Linked DNA regions of Homo sapiens: region 1 is linked to region 2. Evidence: read pairs that join two places in POLR2A ChIA-PET (ENCODE). Cell type or tissue: Caco-2. All regions are shown on one strand. Each heading gives the region's core, and the rest is flanking DNA. Links, peaks and the distances in the headings are about the cores only. Region 1 has its middle 43 kb from the start of ZRANB1. Region 2 overlaps CTBP2 (C-terminal binding protein 2).

Evidence for each region. Peaks named below come from ENCODE experiments on the same cell type or tissue, not always from the same donor. Only the 100,000 strongest peaks of a DNase experiment are listed, where the experiment ranks them.
Region 1: POLR2A ChIA-PET joins it to region 2 with 11 read pairs; 2 of 35 experiments call an interaction of 5 or more read pairs at or near these places.

The regions. Positions count from the first base shown.
Region 1 is chr10:124,890,963-124,907,242 of GRCh38, reverse strand. No RefSeq gene overlaps it. Among named protein-coding and RNA genes, the nearest start is that of ZRANB1, 43 kb to the left of the region's middle. In Caco-2, for the core only: no CTCF peak of the experiment used is centred there; a DNase peak (open chromatin) is centred at 8,582.
Region 2 is chr10:125,104,022-125,120,301 of GRCh38, reverse strand. It overlaps CTBP2 (C-terminal binding protein 2), which reads left to right. Exons shown (of 11, transcript NM_001329.4): 2 at 9,209-9,312. Among named protein-coding and RNA genes, the nearest start is that of CTBP2, 48 kb to the left of the region's middle. RefSeq lists enhancers at 2,552-3,377, 7,331-7,830, 12,997-13,516. In Caco-2, for the core only: no CTCF peak of the experiment used is centred there; no DNase peak of the experiment used is centred there.

The DNA of each region.
Region 1 (16,280 bases), core at 4,639-12,638, 210 kb after region 2:
ACACACCCACACTTATACACACACATACCATACACACAGCCTTTTTTTTTTTTTTTTTTTTTTGAGACGGAGTCTCACTCTGTTACCCAGGCTGGAGTGCAATGGTGCAATCTTGGCTCACTGCAACCTCCGCCTCCCAGGTTCAAGCGATTCTCCTGCCTCAGCCTCCTGAGTAGCTGGGATTACAGGCACACGCCACCACGCCTGGCTAATTTTTGTATTTTTAGCAGAGACAGGGTTTCACCATATTGGCCAGGCTGGCCTCAAACTATTGACCTTGGGATCCGGCCACCTCTGCCTCCCAAAGTGCTGGGATTACAGGCGTAAGCCACCGTGCCCGGCTGGCACAGTCTTATACAAGACAAAATGTACTAATCTAGAACCTAAATCTTCATTACATGTTTAATTATACAATACTCGTGGAATTAAAAATATGCTGCCTTTTTGCCAAACACTAAAGTGATGTTAACGAAAAGTAATTCCAAAGTAGTGAAGTTAGGAATGCCACAATATTTTTCATTCCTTTCTTTCCAGTCATTTCGGAGACCACAAAGTTTAAAAATATTTCAAAATATTCGAAAGTATCCATGACGTCATTTGAGTAGTTCTTAAATTCACCAAAGTGATTCATGCAAATGACTTATTTGCTTCAAAAACTATCTACAAATTCAAATAGTGGACCAAGGAGAAAAATCTGCACAACAGTTTCAGTGTAACCAAGATCACAATATTCAATATTACCTTCAATATGGCAGATTTATAGTAGACGTAAGTTTAAAATACACAAGCTAAAATTTTTAAAGGGGCTAATCAGAAAGAAATGTAGTTTTTATGACATACAAAATTATTCAGTGATTCCACATAAGAGGTAATGCATGAATTCTACAATTCCTTAACTCATTGGCTGCTGGTATTCATTCATTACTTGGAACTTTAACAGCTTCCTAGTAAACAGAAAGTACCTTTCCTATATGTGAGATATTTTGACTGATATATCCTGAGTACCCAGAATGGTGCGTGGCACACACAGTTACTGAAGAAGTATTTGTTGAATGAATTGATTAACTTTACTTTCTTGATTTTATACGTCAGGATATTTTCACCCTGACTACTTTTGTCCAATGACCTAACACATTTAAACTTTGCTCAAGAATTTAGAACAGGCTGGGCACAGTGGCTCACACCTGGAACCTCAGCACTTTGAGAGGCCAAGGTGGGAGGATCGCTTGAGCCCAGGAGTTCGCGACCAGCTGTCTCAAACATAGGGAGACCCTGTCTCTACCAAAAGTAATTCAAAAAATTAGCCAGGTGTGGTGGCACACACCTGTGGTCCCATCTACGTGGGAGGCTGAGGTGGGAGGTCACCCTGGGAGGTCGAGGTTACAGTGAACCACTCCACCCTGGGCTACAGAGCAAGACCCTGTCTCAAAAAAAAAAAAGAAAAAAAAAAAGGGCCAAGCAGGGCGGCTCACGTCTGTAATTCCAACATTTTGGGAGGCCAAGGTGGAGAGGTCAAGGCTGCAGTGAGCTGTGATCCTGCCACTGCACTCCAGCCTAGGTGACAATGAGACCCTGTCTCAAAAAAAAAAAGAACTTAGGACAGTTTGATATTTCTCTTTGATTCTTTTTTTCTTTCAGTTTGTAATTTGCATATCTTGCACAGAATTTTAAACGTTAAATCTTATAAATGAATGAAGATGAAAACTGTATCTAACATTTACATTAATTTTTGCATTTAACAATCTTTTTTTTTTTTTTTTGAGATGGAGTCTCGCTATGTCACCCAGGCTGGAGTGCGGTGGCACGATCTCGGCTGACTGCAAGCTCCGCCTCCCGGGTTCAGGCCATTCTCTTGCCTCAGCCTCCCGAGTAGCTGGGACTACAGGCGCCCACCACCACGCCCGGCTAATTTTTCGTATTGTTAGTAGAGGCGGGGTTTCACCATGTTAGCTAGGATGGTCTCGATCTCCTGACCTCGTGATCCACCCGCCTCGGCCTCCCAAAGTGCTGGGATTACAGGCGTGAGCCACTGCACCCGGCCAACAATCTTTTAAGAAAAAACAAGGTATATTTTCTGAAATTTGTCCAGCGTGTGGCAATCTTCAGAAAACATTTGTATTTTTAGGATATTTAAATATGCAGATCACTTCACTTCACCATCATTATCTCATTTTTATCCTTATCAGTGTTGTCAGGCAGCTGTTATTTCCAAATGATGGAAGGGACAGAGAAGTTACAGCACTTGTGTTTTAAGAACTGGACCACAAGCACTTCAAGTCCTAACCCAGTGACCCTCCCCCAAGCCTTTCCATCTGCATCACTGGGGCCCAAAAGACTCAAAGCTAATAGATGTTTTTATAAAAGATCTGTGGACTGAAACTAAATATTAGTGCCCACTCTAATTTTAAGATTGGCTTTTTCAAGAAGCGATCCTTGCAAATAGAATTTACCAGAACAGTTTTTAGGCCTCACCACACTTTTGAAATAAGAATCCATCCCTAGGGTGGGGAAAGTTAGAAATACCATATACACTCAACTTCAAACCAATTTTTTTTTTCATGACAGAGTCTCACTGCATCGCCCAGGCTGGAGTACAGTGGTGCGATCTCGGCTCATTGCAACCTCTGCCTCCTGGGCTCATGCAATTCTCCTGCCTCAGCCTCCCAAGTAGCTGAGACTATAGACACACGCCATGCCTGGCTAATTTCTGTGTTTTTAGTAGAGACGGGGTTTCACCATGTTGGCCAGGCTGGTCTCGAACTCCTGACCTCCAGTGATCCATCCGCCTCGGCCTCCCCAAGTGCTGGGATTACAGGCATGAGCCACTGTGCCCAGCCAACTTCAACCCAAATTTAATCAGATAAACTTCAAAAAATAATCTGATCATATGAGCTACTTTCTCAGCCAAACTTTTAGGACAGGGGATTAGCATTGGCCTTACAGCACTTTGTTTTAGGAGACTGGCATGATTTCTCTTGAAATGTTAGGGTCAGCAGATAGGATGCAGGGCTGTAATGGGATAAGGAAGCAAGCAGGTAAGGAGTTGACTGGAGCTGATGCTCCTGGCAGGGTCGGGGTCAGGGAAAGAAGATGCTGACAAGATTGGGGCCCAGTCAGTACTCCATTCATCTGCCCCTGGGTTACCGTGATGCTAGGAGGACCACCACATAACACACATCTGGATGCTCTAGCAAGATGTCAGAACCCTGCCTTGAGAACCAGCTGAATTGCAGAACCATATCCTCCTCTTTTATGTTCTTGTGGAAATGTAAACAATTTGGCCAGGCGCGGTGGTTCATGCCTGTAATCCCAGCACTTTGGGAGGCCAAGGCAAGAGGATCACTTAAGGCTAGGAGTTCGAGACCAGCCTGGCCAACATGGTGAAACCCCATCTCTACTAAAAATACAAAAATTAGCCGGGCATGGTGGCTCATGCTTGTAGTCCCAGCTACTCAGGAGGCTGAGGCAGGAGAATCACTTGAACTAGGGAAGCAGAGGTTACAGCGAGCAGAGATCATGCCACGGCACGCCAGCCTGGGCAACAGAGAGAGACTCTGTCTCAAAAAAAAAGAAAAAGAAAAAAGAAAATGTAAACAATTTACAACTCTGGCAGTAAAACACGAACAGCAGATGAAGTTTACAGGCATTGCCTTTAATCCTATTCATGATGAACATATTTTCTAAAAACAAGTCATAGGCAAAATAACCACTGTCCCCCATTTTTTGAGGTAGTTGTTACACTTGCATGTCAGTCAGGGTTCCAGGCAGAAATAAATAGCATACTCCAGTGGGAAAATTAAGATTATTTTACAAGGTATTGGGCAAGGTTGAAGAAAACCAGCAAGGATGGTGAAATAGCCCTGACTGGCAATGACAGGGTGCCATTACCAAATCCTGCAGAGAGAGACGTTGGTGCTGGGGAGGGCCACCTGGCAGGAGCAGTGGCCTTCCTAGAGAAGCACAGCAGGGAGCAAGCCAGGGTCAATATTCTGACGCCTTTCTCCTCTCTCCAGTCTCTGCCAGGGCCTCTCATTGGCCAAACTAAACTGATGACCTTAGGGCTCAGAAGCCTTTGATGCAGTCCTGGCTGGTCTATCTGTCTCAAGGGGCACATGGCAGGGGGAGAATGGATCTGGAAGGACAAATGGAGGCTCTCCAGCCAATAAAAACTATAGCAGAGCAAATTTAAAGGAATAGATGTTTCCAGAGCTTTACTTGGAGGACACAGCTACTGACATTTTGAATCCCTTCTCCTAAGCAAAGAATATTCTATCCAAAGACAATGTATTTTAAGAACATCATGATTTTTTCTTCTACTACAGCATGGTCTTATGCCATAAAAGGAATTATGCTAATCCAGTCTATCAGTGAAACTCAGAAAAGATGGCTATCAGAGGTGGCACAGAAACATTTCAGGGAAATAATGGAGAGGCACCAAGAAATGGCTTTCTAAAGCAGCAGGAAAAAAGTTGAAGTCCATAAGCAGATAGGTTACCAATCCAGCAGCATCTCTTAGGAATGAAATGATTGATCACAAAGGTAAGATTTGTTGGAGCCCACATTGAATTTAATGCCAGTCATCCTTGTATACTAAACTCTATTTCCATAGCTGGGAGATATGACAGACTTTCTTTTTGTGACACTTTGTTCTTATGATATAGTTTTGAGTCTGTCTGTGGGATTTCAATCACCGAAATCAGGATTAGAGACAAGAAATCTTCCTTATATTATTAAGTAGGAAAGCAATGTGTTAAGGAGCCAGCCCTAACTTGGAGATAAATCTATTTTAATAAAGCACAGACATTCGTGAATAAGATGTGTCTTTGTGTTTATCATAATATCCCTGAAAACTTCTCTGATCATAAGGGAAAACCTCCCACCAATAGAATATTAGCAGTTCAATCACTAGGCCACCATGCACAAAGGTTAACTCACATTGTAGTGCCCCACAGTCGATGGAACTGAAGTGTGATGTTTTTCTTGTATTACTGTGCTGTCAGACAATGCCTGTCACATTAGAAAAAAAAAAATCTTCAAGAGAAAGACATAAAAGAGCTAAGAAAATAGACCTCTTTTTTTTTTTAAACATTAGCTTTCCATCAGAAAGCCACTTATACTGTATAACAACTGCCTGAACAGATACTGTATTGCAGCATGGGTCAACAAGAGAGAGGAGCTCTCTTTGTTGATTATTTTCAACAGAAAAATATGTAAGATGTCCATTTAGAAGTGCTTTCTCTAGAGTGCAGAGCTGAAACGAATACTATTGCAATCAACCTGCTATTATTCCTGTCTCAAATGTATGTTTTTAAAAATTCTTTTGTCCTATAAAGCACAAAGCTTTGTACAACTACGGTGAAATCCTTGAGTCATTTGACTGCTTCCCTATGCAATTCAAGAGCAGGTGAAAGGTAGACTATGGAAGTAACATACACAAAAATAATGAAGGCGACAAAACCTAAATTAGTTCCTCACTGGAGTTTTTTTGTCTGATTTTTAGAAAGAATGAGAATATTTTAAAATGGAACTTCTCAAGGACCTAGGAATTAGGTATCGATTTATTTTCCTGAATTTACAGCCTCCATAAACTTAAAAAGGAAATGAGTGACCATGGCAAAAACTGTTATAAACTCTTCCCAACATCCATTCCCCTTTCCCTCTTTAGTAACAGAACATCAGTTTCTAACAAAGTTGTTGCCCAGCTAAATGCTTTTACTGTATTTCCAATTCTCTACTACAGCAAGGTGTGGCCATGGCTGTGCCTTAGTTTTGCTCCATAATGTGTTTATGATATATACAAGTGAAAGTGTGGTTGTGAGGGATTTTGTGAAAGTTTTCCGACGGGCACGGTGGCTCACGCCTGTAATCCCAGCACTTTGGGAGGCTGAGATGGGTGGATCACCTGAGGTCGGGAGTTCGAGACCAGCCTGACTAACGTGGTGAAACCCTGTCTCTACTCAAAATACAAAAAAATAGCTGGGTGTGATGGCAGGCACCTGTAGTCCCAGCTACTCGGGAGGCTGAGGCAGGAGAATTGCTTGAACCCAGGAGGTGGAGGTTGCAGTGAGCCGACATCATGCCATTGTACTCCAGCCCGGGCGACAAGAGTGAAACTGTAATCCCAGCACTTTGAGAGTCCAAGGCGGGTGGATCACGAGGTCAAGAGATCGAGACCATCCTGGCTAACACGGTGTAACCTGTCTCTACTAAAAATACAAAAAATTAGCCGGGCGTGGTGGCAGGTGCCTGTAGTCCCAGCTACTCAGGAGGCTGAGGCAGGAGAATGGCGTGAACCCGGTAGGCGGAGCTAGCAGTGAGCCGAGATCGCACCACTGCTGACAGAGCGAGACTCAGTCTCAAAAAAAAGAAAGAAAGAAAGTTTTCCTTAAAAGGCAGGAAATAGGCCATCCTACCCACCTCCACCTCCCTCCCTGGAGTATGGATGTGACAGCTGGAACTCCTATGGCTATCCTGAACCCTGAAGTGATTTTGAGGCTGGTGGAGCAGAAGCCTGAAAGCCTGGAGCCCTGATGATTCCCTGGAGCCATTGGAGGCCATCCTTGGACTGCCTGTCCCCTGACATTTGTACATGAGAAAGATACATCCATCCTATTATTTGAGGATTTCTTTCTTTCCTTTTTTTTTTTTTTTTTTTTTTGGAGACACAGTCTCGCTCTGTCACCCAGCCTGGTCTCTGCAGCCTGGACCTCCTGGGCTCAAGCAACCCTCCAGCCCCAGCCTCCTGAGTAGCTGGGACTAGGCACATACCACCATGCCCAGCTAATTTTGTATTTTTTGTAGACCAGCCATGTTACCCAGGCTGGTCTTGAACTCCTGGGCTCAAGTGATCCTCCCAAAGTGAGCTCAAGGTGGGCTCCTGGGCTCAAGCTAGCCTTCCAAAGTGCTAGGATTACAGGTGTGAGCCACCACACCTGGCCAGGATTTTCTTTTTCAATTAGCCTGATAAAATCACACTACACTCCTGATGTGGAGGAATTGCTCTTTTTCTTCATCCTGCAGCTTTATGGTTTTATTTATTTTATTTATTTTTATTTTTTGAGACCAAGTCTTGCTCTGTGGTCCAGGCTGGAGTGCAGTAGTGCAATCTCGGCTCACTGCAATCTCTGCCTCCTGGGTTCAAGCGATTCTCCTGTGTCAGCCTCCCGAGTAGCTGGGACTACAGGCATGCACCACCACACACAGCTAATTTTTGTATTTTTAGTAGAGATGGGGTTTCGCCATGTTGGCCAGGCTGGTCTTGAACTCCTGACCTCAGATGATCCGCCCACCTTGGCCTCCCAAAGTGCTAGGATTACAGGCGTGAGCCACCACGCCTGGCCAGTTTTATTATGTATTTATTTATTTTTCTTTTGTATGTTCATTTTTTCTTTGATATAGGGTCTCTCTCTGTTGCCCAGGCTGGAGTGCAGTGGCGTGATCTTGGCTCACTGCAGCCTTGACCTCCCAGGCTCAAGGGATCCTCCCACCTCAACATCCAGGTAGCTGAGACTACAGACATGCCGCCACCAGACCACCAGGCTAATTTTTGTGTTTTTTGTAGAGACGGGGTCTCGCCATGTTGGCCAGGCTGGTCTCGAACTCCAGGGCTCAAGTGATCTGCCCCTCTTAACCTCCCAAAATGCTGGGATTACAGATGTGAGCCACTGCACCCGGCCAAGAAGGACTGTTAAAACAAACCTGACTACACCCTCTGACTTGACTGTACCTAGACTGTGACCACTGCAGTGGTGAAGACATCTGGGTTCTTAAGTTTCTTAGCCCAAGGTCAGTTTCCCAGTGCAGAGGCCCAGTGGCCACGGGGCTGCCTGGCCGCAGGGCGGCTTCACGGGCTGCACACTTAGGAGCCTGCACACTTCGGGTTTGATGCTCTGCAGCTGCTGTCTTGAATGTATTAATAATGTTATCTTGGAATTTGTGTTCTGTGAGCGAAGTCCAGTGGGGTGATGGCGCGTGCGGTGGGAACCGGCACCTAGGTTCACCCATGGTCTTGCTCCCATGGCCTTCCCACCTCCCCAGGATATGTTCCCATCCCTCTGTTACCGCCCAGTCACCACTGCTGTCCCCCTCCATGGATGGAGTCCTGAGCACAGGCATGAGGAGGCTCCAGGTGGGTCATGTACTCTGTGTACCGAGTCACCAAGCAAGAACCCAGGCGAGTAGGAGGTTTTGTGTTCACCCACGAATATCTTCATTCCCAAGAGAACATGACATTAAATAGCAAATTAAAAACACCATAATTGGTGGAGAAAGAGACCGCAGGTGAAGGAAGGAAAAAGCTTTTTTCCAGCTTTTGAATGAGGAGCCCCATATTTTCATGTTGCCCTGACCCCTGCAAATTACACAGCTGGCCTTGCCTTGCACAGAAATGGAAAGGACCAAGGAACAGAGGCCAGGACCTGTGCCCAGTTCCACCTAGCTTTGCTGTAGGAGCAGGGCGGGCCTCCTGGGTGTGCTAGAGGCGCCGCCCTCCCCAGCCTCGCCGATGCTCCAGCAGCTGATGCTGGAAATACAGGAAACTCAGCCAAGAAGCCTTTTCTAGTCCCAGTCAGGGAGTCAGTGGCACCTCCCACACCTGTGCCTCAGGGTCGCCTTGATGCTTTTTTGAGCCAGGCTGCGTCCAGCTGTAAATGCTTGGAGGCGGTGCGTGCTGGTAAATGTTTAACAACTAGCTCTCTGGGGACAGGAGCCCTCATTTGTAGCATTTGCTGGTTGCCATGGTGTAAATATTCCCACCAGGGCCAATTTTTGAGCTACCAATATTTGATAATCTTGAAAATTTAGCAAAAGTCTGGCCGGGCGCAGTGGCTCACGCCTGTAATCCCAGCACTTTGGGAGGCTGAGGCAGGCAGATTGCCTGAGGTCAGGAGTTTGATTCGAGACCAATCTGGCCAACATGGTGAAACCCCATCTCTACTAAAAATACAAAAAAAAAATTTAGCCGGGTTTGGTGGCGTGCGCCTGTAATCTCAGCTACTCGGGAGGCTGAGGCAGGGAAATAGCTTGAACCAGGGAGGTGGAGGTTGCAGTGAGCCGAGATCACACCACTGCACTTCAGCCTGGGTGACAGAGCAAGATTCCATCTCAAAAAAAAAAAAAAAAGTCTTGAAAACTTAACAATTGGCTTGGCTTTCACAAGCTAATGCAAGTAGGGTATTGCACACTACTGCTTGGAGGAACAAGGAAAGAGAACTCATTGTGATTTCATCTAAAATCTAGGAGAACATGAACAGGGAATTTACAGAAGAAAACCTGAAGAACCAGCAAATATGCATCGGTGCTCAAACTCACCGGTGATTAGGATAATGCAGATGAAACACTAAGAAGATACACCACTTTTTAAAAATCAGGTGGATAGCAAGGTTAAATCTCAAGTTCCGGTGAGATGCATGACTTGGGAATGTAAATCTGTGCAGACACTTTGGAGAGCAATTTGATAGTATCCAATACAATGTAGGATGTATGTAAGCCCCAAAGTTCCTCCTGGAGTTTAGGGACATTCCTGCACGTGCTCAAGGATGTTCTCTGAACTATTCTTTTTTTGTTTTGTTTTGCTGTTTTGTTTTGTTTTTGAGACAGAGTTTTGCTCTGTCGCCCAGGCTGGAGTGCAGTGGTGCGATCTCAGCTCACTGCAACCTCCGCCTCCTGGGTTCAAGCGATTCTTCTGCCTCAGGCTCCCGAGTAGCTGGAATTACAGGTGCACACCACCACACCTGGGTAATTTTTGTTTTTTTTTAATTTTTTGTATTTTTCGTAGCGATGGGGTGTCTCCATGTTGGCCAGGCTGGTCTCGAACTCCTGACCTCAAGTGATCCACCCACCTCAGCCTCCCAAAGTGCTGAGATTACAGGCATGAGCCACTGCGCCCAGCCCCAAAGTATTCTAATCATAGCGAACTCCTGGTGCCATCTCTTAGTCTCAACAATGATCAACTTGTGGCCAGCCCGGCTTCAGTTTTCTCTCCATCTGCTTCTCCACCTTCCCAAATTATTTTGAGGTAAATCTCAGACATCCTATCATTTTGTCTGTAAATATATTTCTATCTCTGAAAGTAAAAAACAAACAAAAAGCCTGTGGTAGGCTTTTCGTTCAATATGAGAGAGAGAAACCCCAGCAGGGTTATCAGGGAAGGGCAGATAAAGAGGGGAATTTTTACAAAGGTACTTTTACAGGAGCTATGAAGTTTGGTTAGTCTAACAATAACATTTCCAGTGCATTCCCTGAGGAAACTGTCCCTGTCCCCTCCCAGACACAGCAGGCTACAGGGGCAGCCTTCTGTTGCTTGGCGGATTTTGAGGTCAAACAGAATCTGTGCTAGGTAATCAGCTTAGTGGATAAAAAACCAAGAACTTACATCTGCAGAGTACTTACAAACTCTCAGTGTAGGGGGTTGATTCGTGTCTGTATAATGTTCCCTTGAATATTGTACTTCGTTGTCACTATTTGAGAATATGTGCCTGATTAGTAATACCCAGTACATAAAAATACCAAATATATAACTAACCACATGAGCAGGCTTTAAAATGATGGTGACTTTAATTGCTAAATTCACTCCCAGTTCTAAAATGTGGTTTGCATGTAATATTTCATCCAGAAAAAAAGGTTGCTAATAGCAATGTCATTACAGATTGTTTGTCAACCTTAATCAAAATAATTTCCCTTTCCAAATTGCTGCTTTAGTCTGTGCTTTGTGAAAGGAGTTTTAGAATTTTGTTTTAATCTGAAAATCAATCAGCTAGAGAGGTGAAAAAGTGGAAAAGGAAAAACATGAGACATGTCTGTATTTTAAGAGATTCTGTAGCAAAAGCTTCGTACACCATACTCTATGGTTTCCAATTGAGTGCTAGAAAACTTCCAGAATACAACAGAGAAATTATCCCTACATGGAATATGGTTTCATAATTCCAACACACGATACATAATTCCCCCACATTGTTTCCTTAGTTTCATTCAGTAAAAATCATTACTGTATCTTTAGATAATAAGCAGTGAGTAGCCAGCTGAGTAGGAGAAGATACTGGTGTGAAAGAACTGTGATGTCTTGGGAAAAAATTCCTGGGCTGGGCACATTGGCTCACGCCTGTAATCCCAGCACTTTAAGAGATTCTCCCCCAAGCTGGGCAGATCACCTGAGGTCAGGAGTTCAAGACCAGCCTGACCAACATGGTGAAAACCCATTTCTACAAAAAATACAAAAATTAGCCAGACGTGGTGGCACATGCCTGTAATCCCAGCTACTTAGGAGGCTGAGGCAGGAGAATCGCTCAAACCCAGTGAGCCAAGATTGTGCCACTGCACTCCAGCCTGGGCGATAAAGCGAGACTCTATCTGAAAAAAGAAAAAAAAAAGCCGGGCATGGTGGCTCAAGCCTGTAATCCCAGCACTTTGGGAGGCCAAGGCAGGTGGATCACGAGGTCAGGAGATCAAGACCATCCTGGCTAACATGGTGAAACCCCGTCTCTACTAAAAATACAAAAAATTAGCCAGGCGTGGTGGTGGGCGCCTGTAGTCCCAGCTACTTGGGAGGCTGAGGCAGGAGAATGGCGCGAACTCGGGAGGCAGAGCTTGTAGTGAGCCGAGATCACGCCACTGCACTCCAGCCTGGGAAACAGAGCAAGACTCTGTCTCAAAAAAAAAAAAAAATTCTGGAGCACAAAGGATCTGGTTCATTTTTCGGTCATGGGAAGTCAGCCTCTTGCCCTACCGCTGGTGCTACTATCAGAGTGAATCTTCATCTGGAGCAATGGCTAAATTTAAATATAGTTACTGGAATGGAACATTGCTAGATGATGGATGTCAGCTACTCTGAAAGCAGAAAAGACAGGGCTGTGGCCTCCACATCCACAGAGCAGGAGGCATTGTCCTCTGGACCCCCCTAATTATGCCTCTGTCCCTGAAGCAACATGACAACTTTCCTCTCCATACCCTGCAATTCCTGTCCCACTTTCATAAGCTCCAGAACATTCTCTTTATTGATTACTTTTATGTATTATAAAGACAGTTGGTTTATTTTGAAATTTTATGCTGGGGATGGGGAGTGGAGAGGCTCCTAATGGGGTGCCCCTGCCTCTCCACTGTTTCTGCCTCGGCAGCAGGACAGCGTGGTGGCTCCAGGGTCACCTGTATAACACCAGCTGTGGTATTGAGCCAGACATTGCCTCAGGTGGCCTCTGTTTACTCATCCGTAAAATGGGGATAATAATACACTCACCTCATAGGGTTGTTGTGAAGACTAAACGAGAACGTGTGTGCCCCAACCTCAGCAGCGTGATGGAGAAAGGGGACCACAGGGCCGAGCCTCAGAGAATCTCCTTCAGGGCCTCCTCAGCCCAAACTGCTTCCAGCTCCTTCTCTGCACATGGGCCGGCCAGCCACTTCTCTCTAGGCCTCTTTTGTTTTTTTTAAAGGTGGGAGGGGTAGATGAGATCATGAATAAATTCCCTTCCAGGCATAAAGTTCTATCAACTCCTTTTGAAATGACTGACTCAGTGCAAAATATGCACAATTCTATAGTATATGACGCCGTGACCAAATCACAGAGCTTCTCTTTCCATAGATTAAGCGTACATGTGGGGCCTGGCACGGTGGCTCATGCCTGTAATTCCAGCACTTTGGGAGGCCAAGGCAGATGGATCAATTGAGCCCAGAAATTCGAGACCAGCCTGGGCAACACGACAAAACTCCTACAAAAAATACAAAATTAACCTGGTGTGGTAGTGCATGTCTGTAGTTCCAGCTCCTCGGGAGGCTGAGGTGGGAGGATCACAGGAGCCTACGAGGTTGAGGCTGCAGTAGGCAGTGATGGCACCACTGCACTCCAACTGTGGTGACAGAATGAGACCCTGTCTCAAAATAAAAACGAAAACCCTCCATGTGAGAAACTTGTGTAGGGCTCTAAGGCAGATAAACCCAGAGGGAGCTGATGGATCCCCTGATGAACAACGAAGTTTGTGTTTATGAGCCCAGAGGAATTGCCCTTTTACCCCAGTGATAAAGGATTTTTTTTTTCGGGACGGAGTCTCACTCTGTCGCCCAGGCTGGAGTGCGGTGGCACGATCTCGGCTCACTGCAAGCTCCGCCTCCTGGGTTCACACCATTCTCCTGCCTCAGCCTCCCGAGTAGATGGGACTACAGGTGTCCACCACCTCGCCCGGCTAATTTTTTTGTATTTTTTTTAGTAGAGACGGGGTTTCACCGTGTTAGCCAGGGTGGTCTCAATCTCCTGACCTCGTGATCCACCCACCTCAGCCTCCCAAAGTGCTGGGATTACAGGCGTGAGCCACCGCACCCGGCCTTTTTTTCGTTTTTTTTTTTTTTTTTTTTTTTTGAGAGAGAACAGTCTCGCTCTGTCGCCCAGGCTGGAGTGCAGTGGCACGATCTCGGCTCACTTTAACCTGTGCCTGCTGGGTTCAAGCAATTCTCCTGCCTCAGCCTTCTGAGTAGCTGGGATTAAAAGCATGTGCCACTATGCCTGGCTAAATTTTTTTTTTTTTTTTTGTATTTTTAGTAGAGTCTGTTGGTCAGGCTGGTCTTGAACTCCTGACCTCAAATGATCTCTTTGTGTGTGTGTGTTTATGTGTATGTGTGTGGAATGGATGACCCTCCCTAAGGGCATAAAGTGGGTACACCCACATGTACATTGACCTTGATTTGTATCACATTTGACTGCTTGCAAAGCATTTTCACCACCATTATCTCCCAATTTAATGAACTAAGCCAGATTCTAGCAATTTCACAAGATCCGCTTCCTCCTGAGTAAAGCCTTTTCCAGAAATGTCAACAGTTCTGGAGAATGTGAGTATCTTTGGGTCATCAAAGTTGAGGCACCTTAACTGGGGATCCCACCAAAAGATTATAGTGGCCACTTTTGAGAACACATTTTTTCACTTACATTGTTGAATCATATGTGTGAGTGTGTTTGTGTAAGAGGCATATGTCATGGAGTTTAAGATGTACATTTTTTCACGTTTAATGTATTTGAATTTGGGATGCATCTCACAATACAGTCTTAGCTTTCTGCCTTAAACCTGCACACTGACTGGGTTGATAGTGTCACCTGGAACTTCAGAGTGTGACCTTATTTGGAGATAGAGTCTTTATAGGTGCAATCATAAGATGAGCTCATACTGTTTTAGGGTGAGCCCTAAATCCAGCATGACCAGATTCCTTATAAGGAGAGGAAAGGACACAAAGAAGACACAGGGAAGAAGGCCAGGTGACAACGGAGGTAGAGTTTGGAGTGATGTGTCTACAAGCCAAGGAACAGCAAGGATTACTGGCAAACACCAAAAGCTTGGAAGAGGCAAAGAGGGCTCCCTTCCTAGAGCCTCTGGAGGAGGCACAGCCCTGCTAACACCTTGCCTGCTGATTTTTAGCCACCAGAAATGTGAGAGTGGCCGGGTATGGTGGCTCATACCTGTAATCCCAGCACCTTGGGAGGCCGAGGCAGGAGGATAACTTGGGCTCAGGGGTTTGAGACCAGCCTGGGCAACATAGTGAGATCTGGTCTCTACTAAGAAAAAAAAATTAGTTGGGCATGATGGTATGCACCTCTAGTCTTAGCTATTCGGGAGGCTGAGATAGGAGGATCACTCGAGCCTGGGAGGTCGAGGCTGCAGGGAGCTGTGATTGCACCACTGCACTCCAGCCTGAGTGACAGAGCAAGAGCTTGCCTCAAAACAAAACAAAACAAAACAAACAAACAAACAAAAAAACCCAGAAATGTGAGAGTTCAGTTTCTTTCTATTGATTTCAGCCCTTCGTGTATGGGAGTTTGTTACAGCAGTCCTGGCAAATGAGTACACCCTGCAAAGAGTGTGCATGTACCTGTGCGTACACACACACACACACACACACTCTCACACAGGCACATATAGGTTTGTTTCTTTCTCCTTACTCACAAAAGAAGGAGGAAGGGAGCTGACGTCCCCTGAGCTGCCGATGCATGCCGAGCTGGCTACCCTCACAGAGGCCAGCTCACAGAATTCCTGCCGCTCCTGGCAGTCAGCACCCATTGACAGATAAGGAGTCTGACCACAGAGAGACTAAGCTGGGCCTGACTACAGGTCCCATGGGCTTCAGAGGTGGCATCGCCATTAGATTCTGGCAAGGAAAAAAATCATTTTTTTTTAAAGACGCATGTTAGGTAACCATGATATCAGTCTTCTGGGCATAAGAGAAATGGTGAGCATCGTACAAAGTTCTTACATTCAATTTGTTGAGTGCCCTGAATTTGTCTTTAAAGGATACATTTTTGCCACCCTTACCCCAGCAGTCTAAGAGTCAGAGAGCCTAGGCAGCCATGGCAAAGGGAATAAACCATCCTCGGAGCTGAGCTTCATCCTGGGACAAGCTCCAGAGTCCTGTGTCCCCACGTCTCTCCTCCCTACAAAATCCCAGGAGCTCTGGGTTCTCCTGAAGCCATTCCCTCCTCTCAGCCAGGGCACTCCCGTAGTCCTGCCCTGGGTGTGTTACGGTGCAGGGAATGCAATATGGTACTATTTGCATGTGTTTTTTTTCTTTCTTTCTTTCTTTTTTTTTTTTTTTTAGATGGAGTGTCGCTCTGTCACCCAGGCTAGAATGCAGTAGAGCTATCACAGCTCACTGCAACCTCCGCCTCCTGGGTTCAAGCAATTCTCCTGCCTCAGCTGAGTAGCTGGGACTACAGGCACACACCACCATGCCCGGCTAATTTTTTTGTATTTCTAGTAGAGACAGGGTTTCAACACATTGGTCAGGCTGGTCTCGAACTCCTGACCTCAGGCGATCCACCCGCTTCGGCCTCCCAAAGTGTTGGGATTACAGGTGTGAGCCACTGCGCCTGGTCAATGTGGTTCCTTTTCAAGGAAGGAAGGGAGGGAGGGAAGCATAAAGGGAGAGATGGGCCAGGGCAGTGGCTGACACCTGTACTCCCAGCACTTTGGGAGGCCGAGGTGGGCAGATCACCTGAGGTCAGGAGTTTGAGACCAGCCTGGCCAACATAGCAAAACCCCATCTCTACTGAAAATACAAAAAAAAAAAAAAAAAATTAGCCAGGCATGTTGGTGTGGCACGCCTGTAGTTCCAGCTACTTGGGGGACTGAGGCTCAAGAATTGCTTAAACCCAGGAGGCAGAGGTTGCAGTGAGCTGAGATCGTGCCACTGCACTCCAGCCTGAGCATTACAGCGACACTCCATCTCAAAAAAAAAAAAAAAAAAAAAGGTCGGGTGCGGTGGCTTGCACCTGTAATCCCAGCACTTTGGGAGGCCGAGGCAAGTGGATC
Region 2 (16,280 bases), core at 3,059-11,058:
GTTTTTAAATGCCACTTCCTGCTCATCTTCCTGCTCATCCTGCTGGAGTCTAATCTGTGGTCAAGGACTTGGCTGGAGCCCACTGGGAAGTCTCCTTTGGCTGAGCCCTGACAAGGCTTTGGCTGTGCCTCTTTCCCGGCATCAGTCGGGGTCCTAGATCCTCGCTGGGGCAAGGGATTCTCGCTGTGTCTCTCCAGCCCACCAATTCTCTCCCAGGTTGATTGGCTATTGGAATTGAGACATCTGCATTGAAATCCCCAAGAGAACATCCTTTTCTGTATCGAACTTGCATGAGGGTGGAGGGACACTTGGCTTTTTTCAAAACCCACCTTTGTAGTACAGCAGCCACGCAGGGACTTACATCCTAAATGGGGCCACTTTACAATGTTGGTGTGGCCCGAAAACCTGCAAGGCAAAGCAGCCCAGGCAGCAGCTCACTTTCTGCACCCCAGCTTCAGAGCCCTCCTGACAGGAGCTCACAGCTCACATTTTTCCATATTATAGGAAATCATGCTCTTTGCAGAAAATAGAAAAATACAGGAAAGTATAAGAAATAAGTAAATGATAGTTATGTTACACATTGTAAAAATCCTTTTTAATCTTAGCATGGAGAATAACACTTTGGATCTATTCTGTCTCTTATGCATATACGTATATACTAAAAATGAGATTCACTGAAGAATGTTTTAAAATATGTGAGATTTGAATACATGTTTCATAGTTTATTTTCCATTTGACCTATAAGTATTTTTCCTATGTCTTTGAAGTATTTTGAAATACTTTTAGTAAATACATAATTGTTGAGATGGATAGTGTCTGACATATCCCTGTACAGCTCTATCAGGAGAAAATTTATCCTACTCTGGTTTCCAGCATGGTCTGGTACATCTTGACCACTTTTCTAAGGATTCCCTAGGGGGAGAGTGGAGTGGGGCATGGAATCTCAAGTTTACAGAAAAGATGCCCACTCCTTCCACCGCAGTGGGAGTGGGGGTCACACCCTCGCTGACTCCTCAGAGCAGCCAGCATCCTGCTTTTGGTCAGGGGATCTTGCATTAAAACCTGCCAGCTTTAGAGGTTCCATCTCTCGCTGTGGTATGGGTGTGTGCTCTGAATGTCTGAAGACCCCTCTGCTCACCTTCTGGCCCTGTGTAGGGCCTATAGTAAATATATAGTCTGGCCCTTGTTAGATCAGGTGTCCTTGGGATACCCTGTGGAAAGGAGCTCAGAAAACCCCTCTTGGTCACCCTATCAGGGAGAAAGCAAGACCGGAGCCTGACACCAGGATGCCCCAGCTGGTTAGTAGTGGCCACCAGTTGGAGTGAGCCATCTCCTATGTCCGCTCCTTCTGGCAGGTTCCTGACCATCTCACAGGGGTGTGTGCACCTCCACCAGCAGCCGCCTTGTCCACTTACAGTGTGGAACCATGGAAGACTAGAGACGGATACCTTCAAGTGCTTCTGAGTTGGGATGTGTTTTCTACTTGTCTTTCGGAGCTGCGCGCCTTTGCGGGGACCTCAGGGCCAGGCTTCCCTCTGAGCCAGGCTGATTTTAAGCGTTCCCCATCCCCCCCTCCCACCCCCCAGCGCCTCCACTGCACTGGTCTCTTTCAAGTTCAGGTGATTTCCTGGCTTGTCTGTAAGTAGGACTGTCGTGCCCCACTCAGGTACAGGTGTGTGGGGGTGCAGCCAGGCCCCATGAGCCTCAGGTCCAGTTGCTCACACCGGCTGCCTCTGCTTCCATGGCCCACGGGCAGCTTTGGGTGTGGGAATGCAGCTTGAATTCACAAAATGACGTCGTTGTGTGGGCTGCTTGCTCGTGGATCCACTTTTCTTCCCCCCTTTCAAAACTTGGCCCATGGCAGCCCCGATCAGCAGCACCCGTTTATCAATTTGTTCCTTGTTCCTTTCTCCAGTTGTTGCCAGGACTCCCATCTGGCATTCTCCCATCTCACGCCCTTGTTTATTTCTCCGTCCTGGAGCCACTTCGGATGGGGCACTTCTAGAAGCCTAGCTAATGCCGCAAGGGCTTCAAGTTCCTCCTTGTCACCCAGCTCGTCTCAAGTCCGTTGGCCCTGTCATCTAGAAAAGCTGAAAGCTGAAAGAGCAGGGGAATGGTCACATTAATTGACTACATCTGAGACAACACTGGAAACATATCCTATTTTATTTTTCTTTAAAAAGTGGCAGGATTCCAAGACTTCCCTTCCAGTTTTCCACTGGTTGGCCTTCTATTGGAAGACGAGTTCTAAAATCTTGGCTGTTGGGCCTTTTTACATTCTTAAAACCAGCTGAATATATTTAATATTGTAAAATTTCCATAAACACTCTCTGACAAAGACTGTGTATGTAAAGTTTCTGCCTAGAGGGCATTTTTCTTCTCAGAGTTGAGACTCTTGGGCATCAGGGGGTCATAATGAAGTGTTGATTTCACCTGAAGTGCCTCTGTGCCAACGTGGCTGTATAGGGACATGGAAAGAATTAGCTTTCGGGGTTGTTGTTTTTTCCTTCCCTGAATAAAGGATAATTGTTTCCAAGCTAATTAATATGGTTTATTTATTACTAGGCAATAGTTGGTGGAATTGAATCTCGGGAAGGAATAATCCAGCAATGCTAAAGTGACAACCTCTCGGGTACACCCTGTTCATTCCTGTCCAGTGTGTATCTGACACTCAGCCCTTTGGTAGACGTTGTCATTTTATTGTATTTCTTTTCCCCATGTGCCAACCAAACTTGGACTCCACACTGCTTCATGCCCAGTGAGCTTGGCCTTTCTCAGGGTGGGTTTGTCCTTAAAGGCTGGCCAGGCGCGTAATTAATATGGTGGGCTTGGGGGGTGCCGTCCCAGGCAACGTTGAGCTGTGCTGTCATGGTAGCAGCCTGAAGTCCTTGTTAGAGGGCATGGGTCACACGTGTACCCCACTGTGTGGTGCTCGGTGGCAGAGTTGAGAAGTGAGGAGAGGTGGCATCTCCCACTGCCGTTTGCTCAGGGATGCCTGTCTTTACCCCCAGCAGCCCCCAGGACTGCACATGACCTCTTCCTGCAGAGCCAGCTGGCGGCCATCCCAGTGCCACCCCCCACTGCCCCCGTTACAATGCGTTGTACTGCGCGTCCTCACTGCAACTGAAGAGAGTCGGGGCAGAGGAGGGTTGGGAAGGCCAGGGAGCGGGATGTCGCCTTGTGGGAGAGCACAGGTGTGGCCCGTGTTCACACACAGGTGGCCAGAGACTGCACTGAGGGTGGCTGGGGGTGTGTGAACCAGGAGCCACTGTGGTACGCAGGAAAGGAGGCGGGCAGCTGAGTGCCTGTCCCTGGTCCTTCAGGGAACCCATGGGTCCTCTGGGCTGCTTCTCATGGCCTCGAGTCAAGGGCCACCATCCTGCCTCATGCTGCTGTAGGCAGGTCAGTTTTGGGGCAGAGCATTTGGCTTCTTGACAAGATTTTGCCCGAGGCTTTTCCTTGACCGCTGCCCTTGAACTTGAAATCGTTGGGAGGATCTGCTATGGGATGTGTGGGGAAAGCCCCTGGCACCACTTTCCATGCCATCCGCTCAGGGACTGGGAAACAGCTACATGTCTTCCTTGTGGTCCTACCATTGAGAGTCCTCCCCTTCCCACATACTGACTGATACCCCGAGGCAGTGCCGTGGTGCTCTAGGGAGTGTCAGGCTAGGAGAGGGGGCTTGCCCTGGGGTATCTGAGCTGTGTCTGGATGCCTCCGAGGGGTGGGCGTGATCCCCAGGGCTGTGGCTTTAGCTCGGCTTCTGATACAGCTCGGCTTCTGTGGGTCCCACTTTTAGCACCCCCATGGTAAGTCACCCCTTCTGAAGGGGGCCAGAGTGTTGGGAGGAGGGGCAGAGTGTGGGGAGAAGGGTGGGACATTTCCTGGGTACCCATGTGACGGGCCCATTTTGAGAAGGCCGTCAGCATGGGTGCCGAGGGAGTGTCTGTGAGGCAGAGGGCGTTCACTCGTCCTAACAGACACCATGCTTCCAGAAACCTCAGGCCAGCTGTGGGGCACTGTGACCTGCACACTACCCGTCTCTACGTGAGGCGTGGGTACAGGCCTTGGCCCCAGAGTTTGCTTGGGACCTTGTGGCACAGTCATTCGGTGGTTTGGGCAACAGTGGGGCGGGGGCTGAGTGCTGGGTTCGGGCCTGGAGTCGGTGGCCCCTCCTGAGTCCCTGGGGCAGGGACCAGGTTTCTGTTTTGCTCCTGTGCCTCTGGGGCTTGGCACAGTCCTGGCACTGAGTAGGTGCTCAGGAAATCCCTGTTGAAAGGATCCAGGAGTTTGAGGTCATAGTTGATGTTGCATCTAGTCCAGAGAGGTCTCTGAGGAAGCCTGGATGTTTGTGGTGGGCAGGGGTGTGGAGTATAGGGGGCGAAGACTGTAGACTACTCTGACCTGCTACCATGCCCTGTGCTTGGGGCAGAAGTGCAGAATTCTGGATGGTTCTTTACGCAATCCCTCTTTTCTGAGCACAGCCATACCACAGGATGGCAGTGAGGCCACCTTTCAAGGGAGGGGAACGCTTGGGATGCCTAACCATTAACCATCAATGACCTGATTAGGACTATTGGATTCTTGTGCTGAATGTCAACTGTTTATCTCATGAGTTAGGCAGAGATGAGTTTCTTAGAAGAGGTGGATAACGGCCTCAGCCTGGAGACATGTCTGGAGTCTGATGATGACACACAGTTATTGAGTGCTTGCTGTATGCAGGCCTTGGGACGAACCTTCCATGGGTTCTCTCTTTCAAAGGGCCTGACCACCTGTGAAGGTAGATGCTGTTACCTCCAAATCACAGGCAGGATACTACTTCTCAGCCACCGATGCTGGCCTGCGGAACTTGGGATTAATTCTTGCTAACTCCTTGTTCTTTCCCTTGTCCCTTCCCAGAGTCCATTACCTGTGGGAAACTTTTGATCGCCTAAGGGATGGTTTTGTGGACACATTCCAGTTTTCTCTTTTTAGCAGTAAACGTGAACGGTGCTTCCTGGAGTGTGAGGAACACAGCGCACAGTGGTGCTCCGTTCAGCCAGACCCGTGGAAACCATGAGTCAGTTTCAGATAAGGCTTTCCAGGGTGCAAGGGCCCCTTTAGGATCAGTCTTTCTTCTCCCCTAATATATGCCCACGCTGAGCTGAAGTTCTGCTCTCTGGCTGGTGTGACCCAGCCGCAGGGCCAGCCTCAAGAGGAGGCAGCAGGAGGTGCCCCACCTTGAAGCAGGGGTGATGAATCCTTCGCCATCCACGGCGGGACAGTAGTAGGAGGAGGAGCCTAGACAGCCAAAATGTGAGTTCAAGCAGAAAGCCTCAAGTCCTAACGAGAGCTGGCACATGTGAGCTTCAGATGGCAGAAATATCACTAGAAATCCCTCCTGCAGAGAAAGCGTAGGTAAGCGGGCACTTGGTTAGATGAATGCTGCTCACAGCAGGCGGCATGGGGGGGCCAGGCCAGGTTGAGCTGCTCGCCTGGCCTCTGTTATCTCTGCATTTGGGTGGGTGGGTGGGCACCCCTTCCATGCCATGCAGAGTACAGAAGCTGTTCTGAAAGAACGCTATGAGTTCAAGTGAAGGCAGGCCCAGTCCTCCTGGAAGGAGCCACACCAGAGTTTCTCAGACGCCCCCATCAAGACCTTTTTAGGGCTCATTGAAGGCTTCTAAAGGTTCTAGTCTCATTTAGTTTCTAAGAAAAGGATTTATTCACTACAGACCTAAAACGTAATTTTTGTATGCCTGACTTAGTATAAGAACAAAACACCCAAGCAGTGGCGGTGGGGTAGGGGGTCCTGTCTAGGTACTGCAGCCTCAGTTGTGAGTTTCCTATATGTGGAAGGTGCAGGAACTAGCTGACCACAGTCTGGTTGGGACTCCCACCCCCAAATCCATCTCTGGGTGCTGCGGTTCTCTTCTGGGATGTGTGAGAGTACACACCCCCCTGTCATCAGCTGTAGGCAGATCACATTTGCCGCGGGATGTTTAATAAGTTCACGCAGGTTGATGGTACAGGCCAGAAATAGGACCCCTGTCTGGCCCGAAGCAGCCACGTGAACTTGGAGGGGGTGGGCATGCTGACCGGCAGTTACACGCTGAGGCCACTTCAGCTCCTGCGGTTGCTGGTTCAGAAGTAGTGGTGATTTTAATCAGCTAAGTCATTTCTGCGTCTCGTTGTATACTCCTGGAAGTTCTTAGAGAAATCCTGCCAAGAAAATATCCCCTGGTGAATCCTCGGGGCACTAGTCCACGCCGCACTGTCAGCAAGTATCTGCTGAAACAAGTATTTTTGAATCTTTAGCTTTTCTGTAGCTCCAGTCTTTTTAAAGTACTTCTTTTGACCTTCAAGTAACAACGAGCACTTGCTTTAAAATTCTGACAGTCTTCCAAGCCTTTTAACATTCTTATTCCACTAAATAAGCTGTCGCCGTTCACTGGGACAGGCAGCACAGTTGCTTGAACGCCCGGCTTGAAATTCCACGAAATGTCACCTCCTCTGTGAAGCCTTCTACAAGGCAGACTTGTCTATTTCCTACTTAATTTTACTATGAAATATCTCAAATTAGAACCTGTACCCACCATCAAGATTAGGTAGATGTTAACATGTTGCTACGTTTGTCTTCAGACATTGTTCAAAAACAAGTAATGTTATAGTCATTGCTAAGGTGCACCTCCCCAGTTCCTTTTCCATCCCTCCTTCCTTTCCAAAAGGGACTACTTCCTGAAAATAGATACAATCCCTTTATATTTTTGGAAATTCTGTGTAAACCATTGGAAATGGAAGGAGAAAGCCTGTGACATACGAAGACAAGCAACACTAATCAGGAGTATAAATTCTGTTTTGCAGTTAATTAAATATTTGATTCCCTACTATGTTTCAAAGATAAATAAAATGTGATTAAGTAAAAGGCATTTAACCTTTAGAGACTTGGAGATGGGCAGGGTATATAGTAGCCTGCCAGCTAGAGTAGGGAAGATGTTAAAGAAGATAACCTGTGAGATGGGTTTTGAAGGGTGGATAGGAGTTTGCCAGGCAAGCTCTGCCACCTCAAAAAAATAGTTCCTTGGCTGTTAGATGCTTGTGTCACTATAGGCTTGGGATTACTGAAAAGCTATGCTTGTCCCTCCCTTCCTAACACTTCTGAGGCTGGAATGTCTGTCTCCCATCTACTTCCTTAAGAGGTGTGGGTTACAGTGTGGTGTACAGTTGGGAGTGAATTACTACTTGACCTTGGGTACATGATAACCTTGACTGTAGAGTCCATGCTTTTCCTGAGTAGTTCTTCAGAGTCCTTCCTGCCAGTGACTTGGTTCTAGGTGTGGAGCAGGAGCTGGCTGTCGGAGGACTCATTGAATTCAGTGGAAACAGCAGGGAGCATGGTTTTCTTTTGAATGGAAACCATGAGTGTAGCAGTTCTTCTTTATGACTTGCTACATAATCATGCAGGAAAATGCCTGTCACGGGATTGGATCCTAGGAGATTAGCCCCATTGCTAATTAAAAGCCCCATTAAAAGAGGGGAAGTTCTTTTAGGTATCTACAGCTTCCTAAGATTTGAATGGTTTACAAAGCAGAATGTTGGCTGGGCATGGTGGCTCATGCCTGTATCCCAGCACTTTGGGAGGCCAAGGCAGACAGATCAGAAGGTCAGGAGTTTGATACCAGCCTGACCAACATGGTGAAACCTCGTCTATACTAAAAATACAAAAATTATCCGGGCATGGTGGCATGCGCCTGTAATCCCAGCTACTAGGGAGGCTGGGGCAGGAGAATCCCTTGGACCTGGGAGGCGGAGGTTGCAGTGAGCCGAGACGGCGCCATTGCACTCCAGCCTGGGTGACAGAGTGAGACTACGTCTCAAAAAAAAAAAAAAAACGAAAAAGGTAGAATGATGGCTGGGCGCGGTGGCTCACGCCTGTAATCCCAGCACTTTGGGAGGCCCAGGCCAGTGGATCACTTGAGGTCAGAAGTTCAAGACCAGCCTGACCAACGTGGTGAAACCCCATCTCTACTAAAAATACAAAAATTAGCCAGGTGTGGTGGCAGGCGCCTGTAGTCCCAGCTATTCAGGAGGCCGAGGCAGGAGAATTGCCTGAACTCAGGAGGCGGAGCTTGCAGTGAGCCGAGATCGCGCCATTGCACTCCAGCCTGGGTGACAGAGTGAGACTCTTTCTCCCAAAAAAAAAAAAAAAAAAAAAGTCAAATGCAGCTGGGAATGTGGTTCGTGCCTTTTTGTATATTAACCATTTGAAACTTGGTTGTAAGGTGGGGTTGGCAATGTCAGGCCTGGCTGCAGCAGCTCATGTCTTTAGAGTGTGCCTCTTCCCTCTCTCGTGGGGCTCGAGCAAGACTACCTTCATACATGGGCTCTCCAGTTACATAGCAACTCCAGTGTTAAATTCCATCTTTTCTTCCTGGAAAAGCCGTAGAAAGGACACCTGGACATGCCTGCTGCACAGGTTGTCTGCCTTCCCCATCAGCCGCAGAAGGAGGAACTTTGCTCTCTTCTCTCACAGCTGTGTGTGCATAGGAAGTAGTTCGGATGATGTGGGTCCCACCATGTATTCCTTCTCTGTTCCATGTAGAGTAAAATAAATGGGAGTTCTGTTTAATGCATCACCTCGGTTCATATTGCATTTGCCAAGAAAGTGCAATTTTATTGAACATTAGGATTGAATTCTTAACTGAGTAATCAATTTCAGTAGTAAGTTAAAATGCCTTCTATTAATGGACAACTGCAACCGTTAATCAGAGTTACAGTAGATTAACAGTTGTCAGCATTTATGCTAATAGCACTTATAAACCGTGGGCTCATGATTTGCACTTTATAATTCCATATTTCTCAAAACAGTTGGTAATACTTTTTGCTTGAAGGTATTGATTCTTTTGTCCCTTTGCTTGCTACTTGGAGATGTAGAGAAAGCTAAATGACATTTTCACGGTGATGACACAATATCACCTTCTGCTTTTGCACACTTGGCTTTGTGTCAAAATAGATGGAAAGGGTTCATTTGTTCTGGTGCTCTACTGTTTAATTTGATCTGGTGTGTGACTAAAGCAAGACAAATAGTATTTTTAATGAAACCATTTAATAACCTCTGGTAGCTTAGAGTCGAAGGCATTGGAAAAATGCAATTAAAGGATGCCTAGATGTAAACAAAAAAAAAAAATCTCTACTTCATCTTCACTGACTCCATTCATTTTGCTTTCAGGGTTTCATCACCTTAAATGGTTTTGAACCAATGAAGGTGTATTCCCTTAAAAAGACGGACAGCCCATCGTGTGAACTATAGAGTTTGTGGACAGATTTATATTGGTGAGTTATTGTGAAATATCTCCAGGTAAAAGTTCAGTTTTCTAGAATCCCCTTTGCAATGTGTGTTCAATTAGTTGATGAGTATGGATTGCCTGCAGCCTCTGGCTGTTTCATTGGGATGTCTAATCGTGGGATCATATTGATTGTCTTTCAATTAATTGCATCTAGTATTTTCATTTATCAAAAGCAAAATACATGTAATTAACTCTGAAGCAATATAGTTCAGTGTAAAGTGATTTTTGCTGCTGCTGCTGCTATAGAGATAAGTCAACGGAAATTATGCTACAAGGAAACTCAAGTCAGAATGGAAATAGTGTTAGGATTTCTCGATGTATTAATTAAAAAGAATAAAAATGAATTAGAGAAACCATCTCATGACACCCCGAGTCAGTCATAAGTGATAGATGGATGTCTTTAGGAAGAAGGCGGCTTGTGGATACTGGCACCTCTTCAGTCAGCTTAGGCTTTTAGTGTTACCAGCCTCTAGGATGTCTTGAACATACCATGATTTTTCTGGCGGAGTAGATTGGGAATGTGGGTGCAGGCTGAGATGAGCATTCAATCCCTACCACACTCATTGATGGATGGAGTTCAATCCTGTGCCCGTAGCAGGGTTTTGGGATTCTAAGTTTCATTTCGGCATGTCTTTAGCCATTTTTCACAAAACCTGGATCTTTCTTAAAGTCTCAAAGTGGCAACTTCTCTGATGGAATTGATTTTAATCTTGCTTTTTAAAAAAAAATGTTTTCCCCGTGAGGTAACAACATCATTCAAAAGCAAGGGAAACCGCTAGCCAATTGTGTCCTGTCTCTCTCACCTGTCACACTCCTAGCAGAGCCTTGAGGGGACTAGCTTTGGTTCCCAGAGAGGTTTAAGTTTGTGACCAGGCCCTCAGGCCTGGCTTCCTGAGTTGCTGGAGGCAGTTAGAGACTTGGAGCCCAGGGGCACACATGGGTGACCACCTGAGGGGGCCAAGCTGAATCTCTGCCTGAACCTAAGCAGCACAGTGGGTTGTAGGATCAGGAAAGGATCTCTGTGTGTCCCTTCCTTTTCTCCATAAAGTAGATCTAGCTGGGGAAACTGAGGTAGCTGACCCAGACCTAGACCTCCAAATATTGCTTACCAGCTTGGTGACTGAGCAAGTGGTCTCTGCTGGCACTCGGAAGCCTTATCTGTGAATCGAACAGGTGGATTGGGCTGGTACCCAGGACCCTCCCCACCCTTTAAGCTTGAATTTGATGTAGAAATTCAGAACCCTTTCCTGGGAGTGCTCTGACAGGGCTTTGCTGGGCCAAAGGCCATAGCAGAGCGTGAAGCTCGAGTTGAGTTGTGTATGAGAGGGGCCCCTCAGTCATCTTTGAACACTTAAGGCTCTTAGCATTGAGGAGGATGAGGAACTGGAAGTCTGATGGAATGTTCTTTGGTGGAAACCTGAGGGAGGTCAGGACCGCCACTCGCAACCTTATTCAGTTCAGCCTTTCAGGACAAACGTTGCTTACTTTTCTGGCTCTCACTCTCAGACCTGTGTGCTAGAATCTGCCCGGGTTTCTCAGGCAGAGACAAAGTCACCTTGGGCCTGGGGTTGGCAAAGATAGTTCCAGTGTTGGGTGCTGGGTCCAAAGATGTTTTCAGTGGGTTGGGTCATGGTGATGTTTCCAGTTGGACACCATGGAACTGGCCATGTTGGACATCCACGCTCTTTCACCCAGACAAGTACCAGGCCCTGCCTGCCTGGGAGCATCTCCGCTGGATGGACCATCATTACGTTTCATAGATGCTCATTTCAGTGTTGGAAATCATTTTCTCTAAACAGAAGGATGTGGGAACTTGGTGTATAAGGATGAAATGGACTTTTTAAATATCAAAAATGGTTGAATGAGGACACTTTCATTTGACTCAGTCTAATAACCAGAGCCACTCTGGGATCCTGTTTAGCAGTGATCTCCCTCTCAGACAGATGAGTTAACATTCTCCAAATGCATCCAGAACCAGAATGAAATTGTGACACGCTTCCTGTTAACAAATGTTTCCTGAGTGCTAAGCAGACTCAAGACACTTACCCTTATGTGGGGTTCCCACCATTCCTGTATTTTTGGCATCCTTTTGGGTAAGAGTTTTTTATAGCACTTTGGAAGAGCTTAAGAGACTTGGTGTGGTACTGGAGCTGGCCATCACTGGAGCATGGTCACTGTGCTGTGACAACAGCTCATGGTGTCCACGGCCCACGCACACACTGAGTGTGGCCCCACTGGCCCACCTGCTCCCCGCCCAGCCCACCCCAGAAGCAGGATAAAACTTCTCCCCTGACCACTTGCAGATGCTCTCATGGTGGAATTCTCACATGGCCCCAGAAGGCGTGTGTTTGCTCTCAGACCCTTTCTGCTCTGTGGAACGTCACCATGCCCAGGGAGTTGTATCCAGCTCTGCCTGCTGTCTACATGCAGCAACACAAGGAGGTCATGTGGGATTGTAACCAAAGTAAGGACCACGTATGGATTTCAACCAGAGCCCACCTGTTGAGATCTCTGGTCTAGACACATCTTTTAAAATGTGGGCACAGAAGAAGGAGGTAGATGAAAATCACGTGACACCATCAGAGGTAATGGTGAATCCGTGAGGCCCTAGAGCCATTTATACATCGTTTTTGCCCTCTTAGTATTTTCTTTAGCATGTCCTAATTTTAAAAGCATCCCATTCCTGTTGTGCTAGACTTAATATTTTGGTTTATGGCCGTCTTTTTTAGTAACTTGACGTCAAACACTTCAGCCTTCTCCTGACAAGAGGCTCGTTCTCTCAGTAATGAATAGTGACGTGCTAAATTTAGATCGGATGCATGTTCTGCTTTTACTATCTGTTCTGTATGTTGCTATTTGTCAGAATGAAAGCTCAATGTGCCAGATGGCTTTGCTGGCTTCTCCTGGAAAAAGACTTCGTTCTCCATCACTTCAGTTGGGTCATGGTTTTTTAGTACTATTTTGTTGTTAAGCATTAATATTTGCAGCAGTACCCAATTATCTTTTTTTAACAAAAGTGTCACAGAAAAAGTGTTTTTGGTTAAATGCTCATAAATGAGGGGGAATGCAAATCAAATCCCTTAACTTTTATTATATTACGTAAAATGGTGGTAGAATAGTTGCAGCTGTGGTTTTGCAAAGATAGGACTGTTTCCGGCTGCCATGCATGCTGTATTATGTATTTTGACAGATCTCCAGGATGATGTAGAAGCTTGGCCTGCCGACCAGGGCCTCTGGGAAAGACAGTCTGAGGTGACACAGTGCTGGAAACTCAGTGTGCTTGGTGGTGGAAGAGGGGTTTGCCTTGATCTGCTGTGGGAACTAGGCTGGATTTCCATCTGAGTTGTGGCTGTAGCAGGCCACCTAGTTGAGGTCATCTTCCTGATCATTGGTCCTCTAGCCTGCTTCTGGCAGGACAGATATCTTTTTTCCATGAAAAACAGAAGGAAAGTATTGAATTACTCTGGAAACACATACCTAAACCTTGGGGTCCGATTGTCAATGGTTGTGAAGTGGTGGAGGTGTTGGCGCCATGGCCACTGTGCCACTCTGGTCCCAGTGTGTGGCCCCCAGAGTCCTTCGGGCCCTTGGCCTCCTGAGCTCCTGGCCTGCATGCATCCGTGGGGCCTTTGCTAGGGCCGTGTGATCCTGCTCCAGTGTTTGGGCCAGAAGCAAGACTGCCAACATCCGAAACCACAAACCAGAGGAAGATCCACAGGGCCTTTCATCTCTGGGGTTCTCTAGGTGAGAAACAGTCAGGAGGCTGAGATGGGGCAGTGGGGAAGATGCCAGCGAAGCTTTAGCCAGCCTTCGGAGTAGGGGAGGAGGGGCCCCCGCTGAAGCTCTTGGTTCTTGCTTGGATTTTATTCCTGTGCCTTCTGGATGTGAGTTATGCTTCGGAATCCCAGCCTCCCTCCACCCCCCAAGGATAAATGGGAGGCATTGATTCAGTGTTTGTTCTTCTCTCCTGAGCATCTCAGCAACCTAGTGTGGCCTCCCAAGTAGGGATGGAGAGATCACCCCGTCCATTCCCCTTCTTTTTGCTTTAGCATCTACATGGGTCCAGGGTCACACAGGGGTCACGCCCTCCATTCTCCTGGTGAGTCTGGCTTTCTGCTGTTACTGTTGTTTTCCGCTTCCTGCGCCACCCTGGCTGCTGGTTCTCATCAGAGTGGATTTGCAAAGTAGGGAGGAAGAGACCAGGCAGAAGGCCTGAATTTTCCCACTGTGACCCATGTGTCAACACTGTGTGGCCGGCCTGGGTGGGTTCCTGCTGAGTTGCTCCTTCGCTGGAGGGGTACCTCCGAGCAGGGCATCTGCAGGATGGTGGGCACACTTGCCTCTCACTCTTGGCGGGGCCAGGAGTCTCTGTTGCCACTGAGTGACGTTATGCTGGGAAATGGAGGCGTGGTGTCCGCTTCTCTTTCCGTGATCCTCATACCCTTCCCAAGACCCCCATTTTGTTAGTGAAGAACTTGACGCCCAGATCCACCTGCCAGCATGTGTGGCCTTAGGTATATCTGGCATTCAGGAGCCGATGAAGCAACCCCAAACTCAGGTCGCCCCGCGTCCCTTGCTGGTGGAAGCCTTTCCGGAAACACTGTGGTAGTGAGCCTGGCTTCCCATACACTGCAGGGTCCCTTTACAGTGAAGATGGCTTCCCGGGGGCTTTGATATTCCTGGAAGCTTTCTCAGGTTTGTCATGGTACCGTCCCCACACCCAGGGTTGTGGGAGGAAGAGCACTTGGTCCATGTGAAGTGGGGCCGCACATGGGGTGCATCTTTCCGCTGAGAGTGTGGCAGTGTGCAGAGAATGGGCCTCTGCTACCCCTCATCAGCCAACCCTGGTGGAGACCCCCTTGTGCCCTAGACAGGCCTGGCCACTGAACTGAGGGATGGCAGCCCTGTTGTGTGGGACAGCCAGAGACACGGGTCAGCGGCTGATTTCTCTGAGGCTTGGAGCGTGTGTTTGTTAAAGGCAAGAAGAGTGGGAAGGAGTGGATGGAGTGAGCGGCAGGGCCAGAGCCTCACTTGTTGAAGGGAGTGGTGGTGCATTGTGTTTACTGTCAAGTTTCAGGCTGGGGCGTAGATGCCGATGTGCAAATGAGTAGGCAGGGAAGTGAGCTTTCTCTTATTAAAATGTTGGCTTACTAATCAAGTGTTGCTGGGTGTGATTAGTGGCAGAGGAAAAGGTTATTTCTTTCTGTAAATATTTTTGCTTAACATTTATGCGTTACCATTGCTGATTGTATTAATACTCTTAGAATGCATTAGACCAATAACTTGTTTTTTTTTAAAAAAATGTCTTGGTTTTAAGCAGTTTCAGTTGGTCTTTATGGAAGGACACACAGCATTTCACTGAAGCTTGAGGGATCTGCCAGGTTCAAGTGTAAAGGGGCATTAGTTTCAACTTAGAGCAGCTCCCCCAGCTACAAATGCTGATAAAATAGCTCAGAAGTGCAAGAGCCTGGTTACTTTCAGTAATTTTAGGATTTAGTATCTGGATCTGAATTTTGACCATTGTTGAAGGAGCAGATAATTGGATGCATTTTCTAAAGTAATGATTTAGGCCAAGGAGGGCAGATCCTTTGAGCCCAGGAGTTTGAGACCAGCCTGGGCAACATAGCAAGACCCCATCTCTATAAAAAAATTTTTTTAAAAAATCAGCCAGGTGGTGGTGTGTATCTGTGGTCCTCAGGTTCCAGAGTAGCTGGGTGGGAGGATTGTGTGAGCCTGGGAGGTCAAGGCTGCAGTAAGCCATGATTGCACCACTGCACTCAGCCTTGGGTGACAGAGGGAGACCCCATCTCCAGAAAATGTTTTTAAAACTCGGCCAGGTGGCGGCGCCTGCCTATGCCTGGGTGGCCAGATTGTGTGAGCCTGGGAGCTCACGTCTGCAGTGCACTGTGATCACACCCCTCTACTTAGCCTGAGTGACAGAGGCAGACCCTGTCTCAAATAAATTAATAAATAAATAAAAGTAACGATTTAGGAAATGGCTGAGAATTCCCATGACCCTCGTGTCCTCGGGCCTGGTGTTTTCACAGGGGTGGGGGCGGGAGAAGGGGAGAAAGAAGGACGTGCTGTCTGTGGCTTCCTTCTTCCCAGGCATTCATTTAACACCAGCTGAACACATTTGCTTTATTGATTGGTTGATTCATTTATTTTTGGCAAACTTGGCAACTTCCACCTGGCCCCATGCTGTTAAAAATAAAGTCTTCTTGGTCGACTGAATGCTTTTGCAATTCATTCTTTCCATGTAGCAATTAAGATGATTCCCCTAGCCTTGTACCAGTTAAGGATAAATAGGAGGTTTTCAAAGAAAATGCTGCGTAATTCATCGGCATTTGTGTGTGAGCACACGGGTAATACATGCGAGTAGCCTCCGTGAGTGGACTCCTGTGTAAGGAGGTAAAATGGAACGTTTTTCTGCACTTATCCTGAGAAGCAGCCCGAACAGTGACATTTATACATATTTCATAATGTGGTTTCTTCAGGCACGCGGAGCAAACAAATCAATTTCTCAGCAGTATACTGTTTAAAAGAAACAGCAACAACCTGTGGGGAAGTTGCAGAAGCTGTTAAAATTAATTATATATGGCAAAAAGATAGAACATTAGGGGGAAATGTTAATGTGGGAGGATGAAAAAACACAGCCGTGGATGAGCAGCAGTGCAGAGCATCTGATGACAGTGTTTAATTTCCGTTTCTTTATAAATGTATACTGATGAACAACAATGGCGCCCGCACAGGGTCCTCCTGTTCCGTCCTTTCTCCAGGCCGCTGGGATCGAATGTCCCCGTGAGCATCCAGTCAGCTCCACGTGGTGTGAGCCTTGATTTCTGGGAACGGTACCGTGCTGTCTTTTAATAGGGATTTGTGGAAAACGAGAATTGGTGGTGAAGGTATCGAATTCCTGAGCCTTGTAATGCAACACCTTTCCCGTGGTCACCT